2 separate regions of the Mus musculus genome follow, and region 1 is linked to region 2. Evidence: chromatin loops called from intact Hi-C (ENCODE). Cell type or tissue: gastrocnemius. All regions are shown on one strand.

What was found. A loop is a pair of places that touch in the nucleus more often than their neighbours do. Peaks named below come from ENCODE experiments on the same cell type or tissue, not always from the same donor. Only the 100,000 strongest peaks of a DNase experiment are listed, where the experiment ranks them.
Region 1: it touches region 2 in a loop (2.1-fold over the local background); 1 of 42 quality-filtered maps calls a loop at or near these places.

Annotation. Positions count from the first base shown.
Region 1 is chr8:122,033,872-122,038,871 of GRCm38, forward strand. No RefSeq gene overlaps it. Among named protein-coding and RNA genes, the nearest start is that of Mir7237, 58 kb to the left of the region's middle. In gastrocnemius, no CTCF peak of the experiment used is centred here; a DNase peak (open chromatin) is centred at 2,157; H3K27ac peaks cover 2,559 bases.
Region 2 is chr8:122,115,999-122,120,998 of GRCm38, forward strand. It overlaps a transcript of Zfp469 not described here. Among named protein-coding and RNA genes, the nearest start is that of Gm34413, 24 kb to the left of the region's middle. In gastrocnemius, a CTCF peak has its summit at 2,682; a DNase peak (open chromatin) is centred at 2,734; H3K27ac peaks cover 2,899 bases.

The DNA.
Region 1 (5,000 bases), 82 kb before region 2:
AGGCAGGTAGACCAAACTTAAGTACTGAGAGAGGGGGCTCAGAGAACATGGCTGGTAAGCTTCTAGGTGGGGGTGACACAGGGAGAAGGCAGACTGTCTACAGCCCCAGGGTATGTGATAACCCTGCTGTGCTTTCTCTGAGCCTTTGTCTGACCCCACAGTCAGATCTGGACATTCAATCCTGGAGCCCTTGGGCCCCAGCCGTAGATATATTCCACCTTTAATCACATGTGAAGCTTCAGGTAGCCTTCTAGTTGCTAGCTCTGCCTGCCTAGAAAGAAACGACTTGCTCTGGAGACCCAGGGACCCACTGTGCTCCCAGAATCTGGAACTCCCTTGAAGGTCAGCACAATGACTGACAAGTAGCACCCACCTCTGAAAGTCCCTAGGGGTGGAGGGTTAGAGAGGTCAGACAGAGGAAAGCTCCAGAGTTAGAGACATAAAGAGACAAAGGCAGACAGTGGGGGGTTAGAGACCCTGTCTTAAAAATCAGGGGGACCTGAGTGGCAGTGATGCACACCTTTAATCCCAGCACTCAGTAGACAGGGGCAGGTGGATCTCTGTGAGTTCTGGCCAGCCTAGTCTACAGAGATTGTTCTAGGACAGTAGGACAGCAGAGCTACGCAGAAATCTTGTCTCACAAAACAAGAACAAAACCAAACAAAAAGCCTCAGAATCAGCCATAAAGACAGGCAGAGCTGGAGAGACGGAGGCAGAGATGACGATGAAGCATCTCGAAGCTCTCCCTTAGGCCATCATTCGTGAGGCTGGGCTCGACAGTGTTGGATACTTTTGGCCAGTGAGGCTCTATACCTGGCTGGGCCTCTGGACCTCAGAGTCCTGCCATTAGTCTCTGCAGATGTCATCTCTTCTGGCCCTGTGTGGCCTGCATGGCGTGGTTCCTCCTGTACTTACAGCTAGGCATTTTCTAAGAGGCCAACATTGGTTGACTCTGACACTTGATTTGATAGCTAGCTGGCTCGGTACAAGAGCTTCCCCCCTCTCTCCTGCTCCCTCGCAATGGGAATATCTTATACGTGCAGCCTTCACTTCAGCTGTAAAAGAAAATTACCTCAAACGTACCTCGGCATTTGGGCCCTCACCTTGGCTCCAGCAGCAGCCATACACAGGAAGGACCTGCCGGGGGACCAGACGAGCCTGTGTTCCGTGCTTCACTACATCCTTGAGTAGAGGAAGTGGCATTGATGAAGGGCAGTCCCTTGTCAGCCACCTCAGATGCCACCTGCTGGGACACAGCAGCACAGGACAGCACAGGACCTGTGCATGCCTGGGGTTTATGGTGGGTCCTGTGGTGTCTGTCTTTACTGCTGGGAACTGGGCCTCAGCCGCATGTTTTCAGGTCCATCCATTTAACGTCCAGAGTGCCGACCCCTCTCCCAGGCCCTGCCTGCCTCGCTAGGGCCCTTTCCACGTCTGAGGTGGCCTTAAGTCTGGCTGCTTTGCTATAAGGCAAATGGGCAAAGTCCAAGTCCCACCTGATTCCAGGAGGCCGGCCGGTTGCTGTCCCGACCCTGTCACAGCTGGCTCAGAGCTAGGAACTGTGCTGTCTTTAGGGCCACACCTCTGTGTTCATTGTTAACATCTGGGTGAGGAGAGAGAGGAAGACAGGCCAGAAGAGTGTGCCAATCCCTATCCCACCACCTCCAACTCTGCTCTGCCACCCACCCTGCAGAGGTGCCTTCAGCTGCCATCACCAGGAAGCTCTGCAAGCGGTGCTACCAGGTCCTAGAGGGGTTAATCCTCAGGCAGACGCAGTTCCTGCTAGTCAGCTGAAGCGGTTTTGCAGATGGTCTGTGTGCCCAGTTGGCCCTGTGGCTCAGGAGAAAAACCACTTAATAATATTTCTTTCTGACTCTCAACCCCCCCCCCCCATTGCAACACCAGTGAACAGATAGATGCCAGGAAACTCTGAGGCTGCTGTTAGGTCCCGGCGGGTGCTCAGAGCTGAGCCGCCTCGTTTGTGTGGGCCTTCCACCTCCTGGCCTCTTCCACACTCATTTTTGGGAAGACTTTGTTCCTCTTAGAGCCTGCAGCTCAAATCCCACTTGGGGAAACAACAGGGCCTTCCTCCTTGATGTGTGGAGGTGGCAAGATGGTCAGGCACTTTATGTCCGAGCCGAGGAGTGGGCCGTCTGCCACTGAGGCCACAAACCTGGCATGGAGGGTCCAGCTTCTGCTGATCAGTTTGGTTTTGGCAGTTTTTCATGCTCTCCCACCCCTCAAACCATAGCCGCATATAAAAACTTTGGAGAGGGTTCAGAGGGATTTTACAGCTTCTGAGGAAGACTGGCACAGGCTGGACCAGTAGTTAGTGAGCGGCAAGGAAATGTCACCTTGCAAAGTCAGGTAGGCTGATGCTTTCCAAAGCAGTAGGAAGGAAGCTGGGTCCACGAATGTTCCAGCCACAGGGGCTGGGACCGTTGTCTGTCCTCAAAGCCCCTTAATGTGGCAGACTTTTGTGTCTGCTTCCTCCCACCCAGCATCGCTGAGTTCAGGGCTGGGGGCCAGCTGTTGCCACAGCATTAGGAGCCACTTGAAACTCCCTGTAGGTCTCCCTATAGGCCACCTGTTCAGGCCAGCTTCCTCCTCTGTCCCCCATCACCCCTGCCTTCCCATTCCTGCCATAGCTGTGGCTGCAGTATGTGTGGAATTCGCCAGGGCAGTGAGCTGGGGACATGTGTGGTTGGGTTGGTGTGTGTGTGTCTGGGTTTGCTGTCTCTTCCAGCGTTAAGGATGGAAGCAGCTTTCAGCAGGTTCCAGCTGTCAGTGACGGACATGCTTGCCGGAGCCCTGGGGACGCCCACCAGAACACTGGCAGTGGTAGTGTTCATCCTTACTCTGGCTGAGGGTGCCAGTCATACTTTGGACACTCATGTTGGAGAATCCCCACATCCCTGAAGCCCACAGAGGCTACGGGCTAGGTCTAGAATAGTCCCGGAATTCTCAGGTTAGGAGTTTCGGAGCGTTCAGCCCTGCTTGGCTTTTACACAGAGGTTGGTCAAGCAGATGTTGAGTCATAGTCCTTGAGCTTGATGGTGACAGTATACCTACTATTTGATGACCATGGGGCCCTTCTGGCCACCAAGCCTCAGATTAGTGACATGGAACTTGCCTTAGAGCTGGGTGGGCTTTATGACCTGAGCCATTACTGTATCCAAGTTGGTGGGGCACTAGTCTATCCTTGATCAGAATGTCTCAGGAAATGGGCCCAGATTCCCAGAGCTTCTACCAAGAACCTACCTACGCAACGGGGCTGGTCTGCTCAGATCCCATGAGGCCCCTCTCTCAGTGTCCATCCTCCCTGTCTGGGGCAGCCAAGCTGTAGGCTGCTTCTCTGGCCACCCTGTGAAGACCTCCGGGTATGAACAAACAGGCCCACTTGCTCCCACTCGCGCTGAGTGGGCACAGCATCTCTTTGGTCCAAGGGGTCAAAGAAGCTGCTCATGCCTGCTAAGTTCTGTGTGGGGGTGGGGGCAGCTTGGGGAGTGGCAGCTTGGGGGAGTGGCAGCTTGGGAGGCCAGAAGTTCCAGAAGTCCCGAGGGCACCCAGCTCCCGCCTCTGCCTTCTCCCTGCCTTGGGGGAAATTTTTAGGAATGATCTCATCCCAGTGGGTGTGGGTGCAGGACCGAGCTGTGCTCCACTCTTCACTGGAGTTTACAGCAAGCCCCGAAAGGTCCTTTATTTTCTCATGCTTCTCCCAGACAGAGGGCGCTTCCCTCTGACCCCCAGGCCAAGCCATAGAGCTCTGGGTGTCATTTATTGGCTAATAAAGCCAATGAGAGAGACCAAGGCTAAGGACCAGCCCTTGCTCTTGGGTGAGGGGTACAAGATGATCTGATAGTTCTGGCTCGAGTCTAATGATGGTGGTTCTAGTTGTCATAGCTGGAGAAGTGTTGCAGCTAGTGGTATGGAGTGCAGGAGGGACCCAGGAGTCTGTGCAGGAGTTACAGGGAAAGAGAGAAGCAAGGAGGAAGAGAAAACTAGACTCCCTGTTCTGTCAAGGCGGTTGAGGCTTCCCATTCACGTGGCATCTGTTTCCTTTTCAGTGGAGATTTGAGGTGACAGGGCTGGGAGCACCAAGGGGACGTCCAGCCAGGGCCTTCTGAATCCCCTGGCCCACTAAAAAGCTTTTTCCCTGCCCTGGGTCCACAGGAACAGATCAGTTCAGGGACCTAACATGAAGGCCCAGAGCACAGAGAGATTGCCCATTCTTTGGAAGCCATGGCCCTGGGAAGCCCATACTTAATTGCTGGATTTGGTACCGGTTGCTAGGTACAGCTCTGTGGCGATCAGCCTCTCCAAATCCCCAGAGTCACCCAGGCTAGGCTGAGTCACACCTAGAAGCAATGCTGACCTTGCTGTGCCATTGAGAAATGGTATCTGGGCAGAGATGGGGCCAGTGGCCAGTAGCTGCCAGCCAGGCTGAGATGAGCGTGGGTAGCTGTCACACTCTCAGCCACAGACCCATGGATGCCATGAGTGTCCTGCTCAACCGTGGCACCCTCTGTCCGGTGTTACTTTTCTTGCTGTGAGAAAGTAGCTGTCCGAAGCAACTAAAGGAGGGAAGGGTTTATTTTTATGTCCAATTCGAGGTTACAGTCCATCATGGTAGGAGAGGCGTGGCAGCAGGAACTGGCAGGTGACTGGTCACATTGCTAAGCAGAGAATGACAAACACATGCTAGTTTTGGGCTGTTTTTTTCCACCTTATACAACACAGTCCAGGGTCCCCTGCCCGGGGAATGGTCCCAGTCACAGCTAAGAAGAGTTTCCCCGCCGGGCGTGGTGGCACACACCTTTAATCCCAGCACTTGGGAGGCAGAGACAGGCAGATTTCTGAGTTCGAGGCCAGCCTGGCCTACAAAGTGAGTTCCAGGACAGCCAGGACTACACAGAGAAACCCTGTCTCGAAAAACAAAACAAAAAAACAACCAAAAAGAGAGAGAGAGAGAGAGAGAGAGAGAGAGAGAGAGAGAGAGT
Region 2 (5,000 bases):
TGGGAGGATTGGGGCCTCAGAGCTCAGCATAGGTCCCCCTCCCTGACCTTCTGTCCCTCCCCTGCCAGCGCATCATCGTCACACTGTGTCCCATGTTTAATTTTCACAGGGGCCCACCAGGGCGGAGTGGGGGTGGGGAGGTGAAGGGGTGTTGCCCTGGACCGCTAAGACAAGACACCTGGGGGGGGGGGGCTTGCTATTATTACATTCTCCCAAGCGTGCAGGCTGGAAGCCTGAGGTCAGGGATGTGTGTCCTCTATAGGGAGGGTCCTTCCTGCTTCTGAGACCTTGTATCCCATCAGTTCTGGCCACAGCTCTCTAGCCTCTGCGTCCATCTTTTCATCCTTTTGTTGTTGTTGTTGTTGTTGTTGTTTTTGAGACAGGGTTTCTCTGTGTAGCCCTGGCTGTCCTGGAACTCACTCTGTAGACCAGGCTGGCCTCGAACTCAGAAACCCGCCTGCCTCTGTTGGGATTAAAGGCGTGCGCCACCACCGCCCGGCATCTTTTCATCCATTTAAAAAAAATCATTTAGTTTGGTGTGTAGGTATGAGTATGTTATACATGTGTGGTGTATGTATACGTGTGTACACACGCAGGGGCTAGAGGAAGACATTGGGTGTCCCCCTCAGCTGATTCACACCGTTACCTTGACACAGAAGTTGTGTCACTGAACCTGGAGTGCAGGTGGCTGGCCACAAGCCCTCTGTGTTCTGTGCTGGTGTGACAGGCCTGTCACATGTAGGTTCTGAGGATTTGAACTCAGCTCTGCACGCCTGTGTAGTAAGCTCTCGTCCACTGAGCCATCTCTCCAGCCCCTCTGCCTCCATCTTCTGGTTTTTGCTGAGTAGATGTCTCTGTCTCTCTCTTCCTCTTACAAGGACAGTCCTCATCAGTGAGGGCCATCCCTCTCCAGTGTGGCTTCATCATGAATCACAATGGCAAGCATCCTGTATTCAAACAAGGCTACACAGAAGCCAGGCTCAGTACTCAACCAAGTTTTAAGGGAGGAGACACCTTAAAAGTCATGAATTTTTAAAATAAGAAATGGTTTTGATTTTTTTTTTTTTTAAATAGAAGTGTGACTAGATCTGGCAGAAGCTTTGGCTCTGAGTTTCTGAGCAGGGCGGAGCCTTGCAGGTGCCAGCTACGTGATTGGCGAAGCCAGGAATCTCAGCCTCCCTCTTTGAGCTGCAAACCTCAGGCTTTCCCAGATGTGCTTGCCTCTTCTGCTGTGAGTCTGAAGGATTCTCTCTGATGCCAGGAGGAAGGGGCCTTGTCATGATGGCCATTTCACATTGGCTGGTATAGGTGACCTACCCTTCTTGGAGGAAGCCAGGCGAGCCCGGGTTCACACATCTAGTGTAGGCCATCCTAGGACATTTAGCCCTTCCCATTGTACCCCTCCTGGAAACAGGGTGTGGCAGGCACTGGCTAGGCTCCTGGAGAAGCCTGTGACAGCTCAGTGCCACCCTCTAAGGACACTGCTCCCTCCTCCTCCCAGCATATGGAAAACCATCTCTAAGCTCTCCAGTCCGTGCAGGCAGCCGGACTCCCAGCGTCTAGGAAACTGGAGAGCAAAGTGCTGTAAGAATCCAACAGAAACCTGAGCTCCGCCAGCTCTTGTATTTATAATGTAAAAATCAGCAGAGGACGGTGGTAAAGCTGCCCGCAGTGGAGGCCCGGGAGTGGAGGCCTGCCTCCCCATGCTTTGATGTGTCAGGCCTTCCTGCACAAGGTGACCTGGCCTAAACCACGCAGTCAGTCGGAATCCCGACACTCCACCTCCGCCCAGACATTACTGGAAGCTCTTTGCCGCAAGAATCCGCGGGAGCTGATTATTTTAAGAAAAATAACTGGTGAGTTAGGAAAGTAATATCCAAATACATGACCTCAAACCATGGCGGAGAGATTTCTGGACAGAAAAGCTGGTGTCTTACGACTCATTACCCTTCTTCCTGCATGAGGACTGGAGAGGCCAGAGGGGTTTCGGGGGAGGGGGGCGAGGGGGGGCGGCTCCAGGACCAGCCTCAGGCCCAGACAGAGTTCTCCATTTTGGCTGGGTCTCTGAGTTCTAATCCTGTACATAACCTCATAGAAAGGCCAGTGTCTCCTTATCGCCTCATCGTTTTGAGCTTGGGATTGAACGGGCCAAGCTCCCACCCAGCTACCCTGAAGGCAGATTCAAAGATCTTGAAGAGACCCTGGAACTCACAATGCAAACATGTTCCAGGGAGGAAACCGCCCACAGCCGGCCCCACAAACAGCACAGTAGAGCCCGGGACACAGCAGCCACCTCCCAGCAATGAGGTGTCAGAGACGCGCTGTCTCCTCAGACAGATCTGTGAGGAGGGAACTGGGATCTCAGAGCCACTGTGGGGTAGGGTGGGGTGGGATGGAGAGGATGCACTCTGGCCAGGAAAGTGATGCATTTAACATGGAAACGGAACGAGGCCCTGAAACCCTGAAACCATGGAGCATCTGCAGTGAGTCCAGCTCAGCGGTCATTGCGAGTGAGCACGGAGGACCGAGGAGCCATGGAAGGTTCCAGAGGGGAGATGGGCCCAGGGCAGAGGCGTGTGGAGCAGACCTGAGTCTTCTTCCATGGTGGCAGAAAATCCCGGGCCATCTCCAGAGCAGGGGGCGCTGCGCTCATCCGGGGTTTTGCATGCTCTTGATGCCATCGCGGGCAGCCGCCCTGGGAGAAGCTGAGAGGGCCCCGAGGTGGTTCTCTGATTTGTCCCGGTGACAGCTGACATTTGAGCAAGGGGACAGATGCTGCCTGGGCAGGAGGCCACTGCTCTTCACGGTGGCTCCTTGGAGGGCGCCTGGGCTGCGCGCACACTGAACTTCAGGCCCAGCACATGCTTTGGATGGAAGTTCTGCTCCTTTCTTTCCTTCAGTTTCCTCATCGCCTGATAATAGATTTCCCCAGCACAGGGTGGCCCTTCCATAACCAGGGTCTTTCAAGCCGGAGGGCTGACAGTGAAGCTGCAACGTTAGAAATCACCTTTTCCAGACTCGGCCTCTTGTGACCTTGGGCCTGTCTTCTAGGCAAAGCTGGTGTCTGTCCAGTCAGGAGCCACACTGTAGCCCGACTCAGTACTCTCTGGTCTATAAAAGTAGCCACATCACCAGAGGCTTTCTTCCCCTTAAGTCCTAAGTATTCCTGGAGAGAACAGGCTGGTGGCCTTACTGGAGGGAGGCCCTTGGTTAACTTCCTGGTGATATGGTGTGCATTGGACCCTCCCAGGAGCAACAAGGACAATCTGGGTCAGATCAGAGGTGCCACCAGGTGTCATGAGGTTCTGCAAGATCGCCGCTGTGTCGTCTGGCCCCTACAGTGTCCCATCAGCAGGTTTATCCCCCGAGCAGCTGGCTGTCAAGCCTCTCCGGTGAGTTCCGGAGCTGTCCCCACAAGGAACAGCAGAGGCGTATTCCAACTTGGTTCTGCAGGTCCTGTGCTCAGAGCCATCTCACAGGGACAGAGCTGTCAGGCTGTCACACAGCAGGAATTGAAGGGACACAGGCACCAACTGGAAGGGAGCTTGTCTAGACTTTGGTGGCTACTAACTAGATGGCACATGGATCTCTGACTCAAGGGCTCTGTCCCTGCTCTGTGGTTGGTGACTCTGGCTGGGTGGCTCTGGCTAGGTGGCTCCCAGCACACACCCAGGGACCCTTAAAATGCTCTCACAGGATGATGACTCCGTTGGTAAAGTAAGGACCCGAGTTCGAGTCCTAGAACCCACATAAAAGGCTGGGTGTGGCAGGACACACTCCTTATCCCTGTGTTGGGTGGTACAGAAGGGAGGACCTGGGGCTCACTGGCTGCCCATTCTAGCTGAACCAGCGCATTGAGGCTAGCGAGAGACCCCGACTCAGAAAATAAAGTGGACGGCGTCTGATGAGGCCAGTTGAGTCATGCCTCTGCGTATGTGCACTGCAGCACACACAACATAGAATCCTTTTGGGGTGGGGGGAAACAGTCTTTGGAGACCATTATTTAGTGTGCAAGGGTAAATAAGAGTTTGTCAGTGGAGTCTGCTTCATCAGTTCCAGGGCTGGTGAACTGTGAACCGTGGGTCTCTCATTTCCTCTCTGGGAGATTGCCGACATCTATGAAGGTGGAACGCTGGCCTGATTTCTTTGGTTTCTTTCTGAGTGGGTAGGCTTCGTGGTTTACTTCATGGGCAGTGACCTGTCACTGCCATGATGGCTCTCAGTGTTCAGTGATCCTGCCACAGGCACGCTCTTCTGTGTTTCTTAAATCTGTCTGTCCCCTGAGGGCTTTCTCACCTGCACTGGGAGGGGCCTCAGGCTCACCTGAAGCCTGGCTGGCTTCCCTCCCTCCCTCCCTCCCTCCCTCCCTCCCTCCCTCCTTTCTTTCTTTCTTTCTTTCTTTCTTTCTTTCTTTCTTTCTTTCTTTCTTTCTTTCTTTCTTTCATTCCTTCTCTTTGTGTTGTTTCTGAGACCAATTTGCATATCCCCAGCTGGCCTGAAGCTCACTCTGTAGCCAGAGATAACCTGAAATGCCTCGTCCTGCCTCTACCCACCTAGTGCTGAGATGGTAGGCATGAGCTGAACTGCTGTACCAAGCCTGGTTTGTACCCACTTTTCTTCCCCACAAAGTGTTCTTAGCATGGTGAAGGTTGTCTAGAAAGCAAGATTAGCATTATATGAGGAAGTACATATTGCTGCCAGAAGTGGGGGTATAGTCCAGGGCGGCACACACCCAGGAGGCACCCCCCAGGGAGCACACTCTCGTCTCCCAGGGTGGCACCCTCTAGGGGGTGGCACTCTCTCAGGGGGTGCTCTCCCAGGGGCTACACTTCCAGGGATATGGGGGGCGCTCTCCAAGGACTTGAGCCTTTCTGGGTCTTTAATGAGGAAAAATGGAAGGAGGGGGAAAGGGAGGGAAGGAAGAGACAGAGGAAGACAGAAGCAAGAAAAGACACACCTGGAGTGTAGTGCACACACACACACATGCAGTGTACATGCTG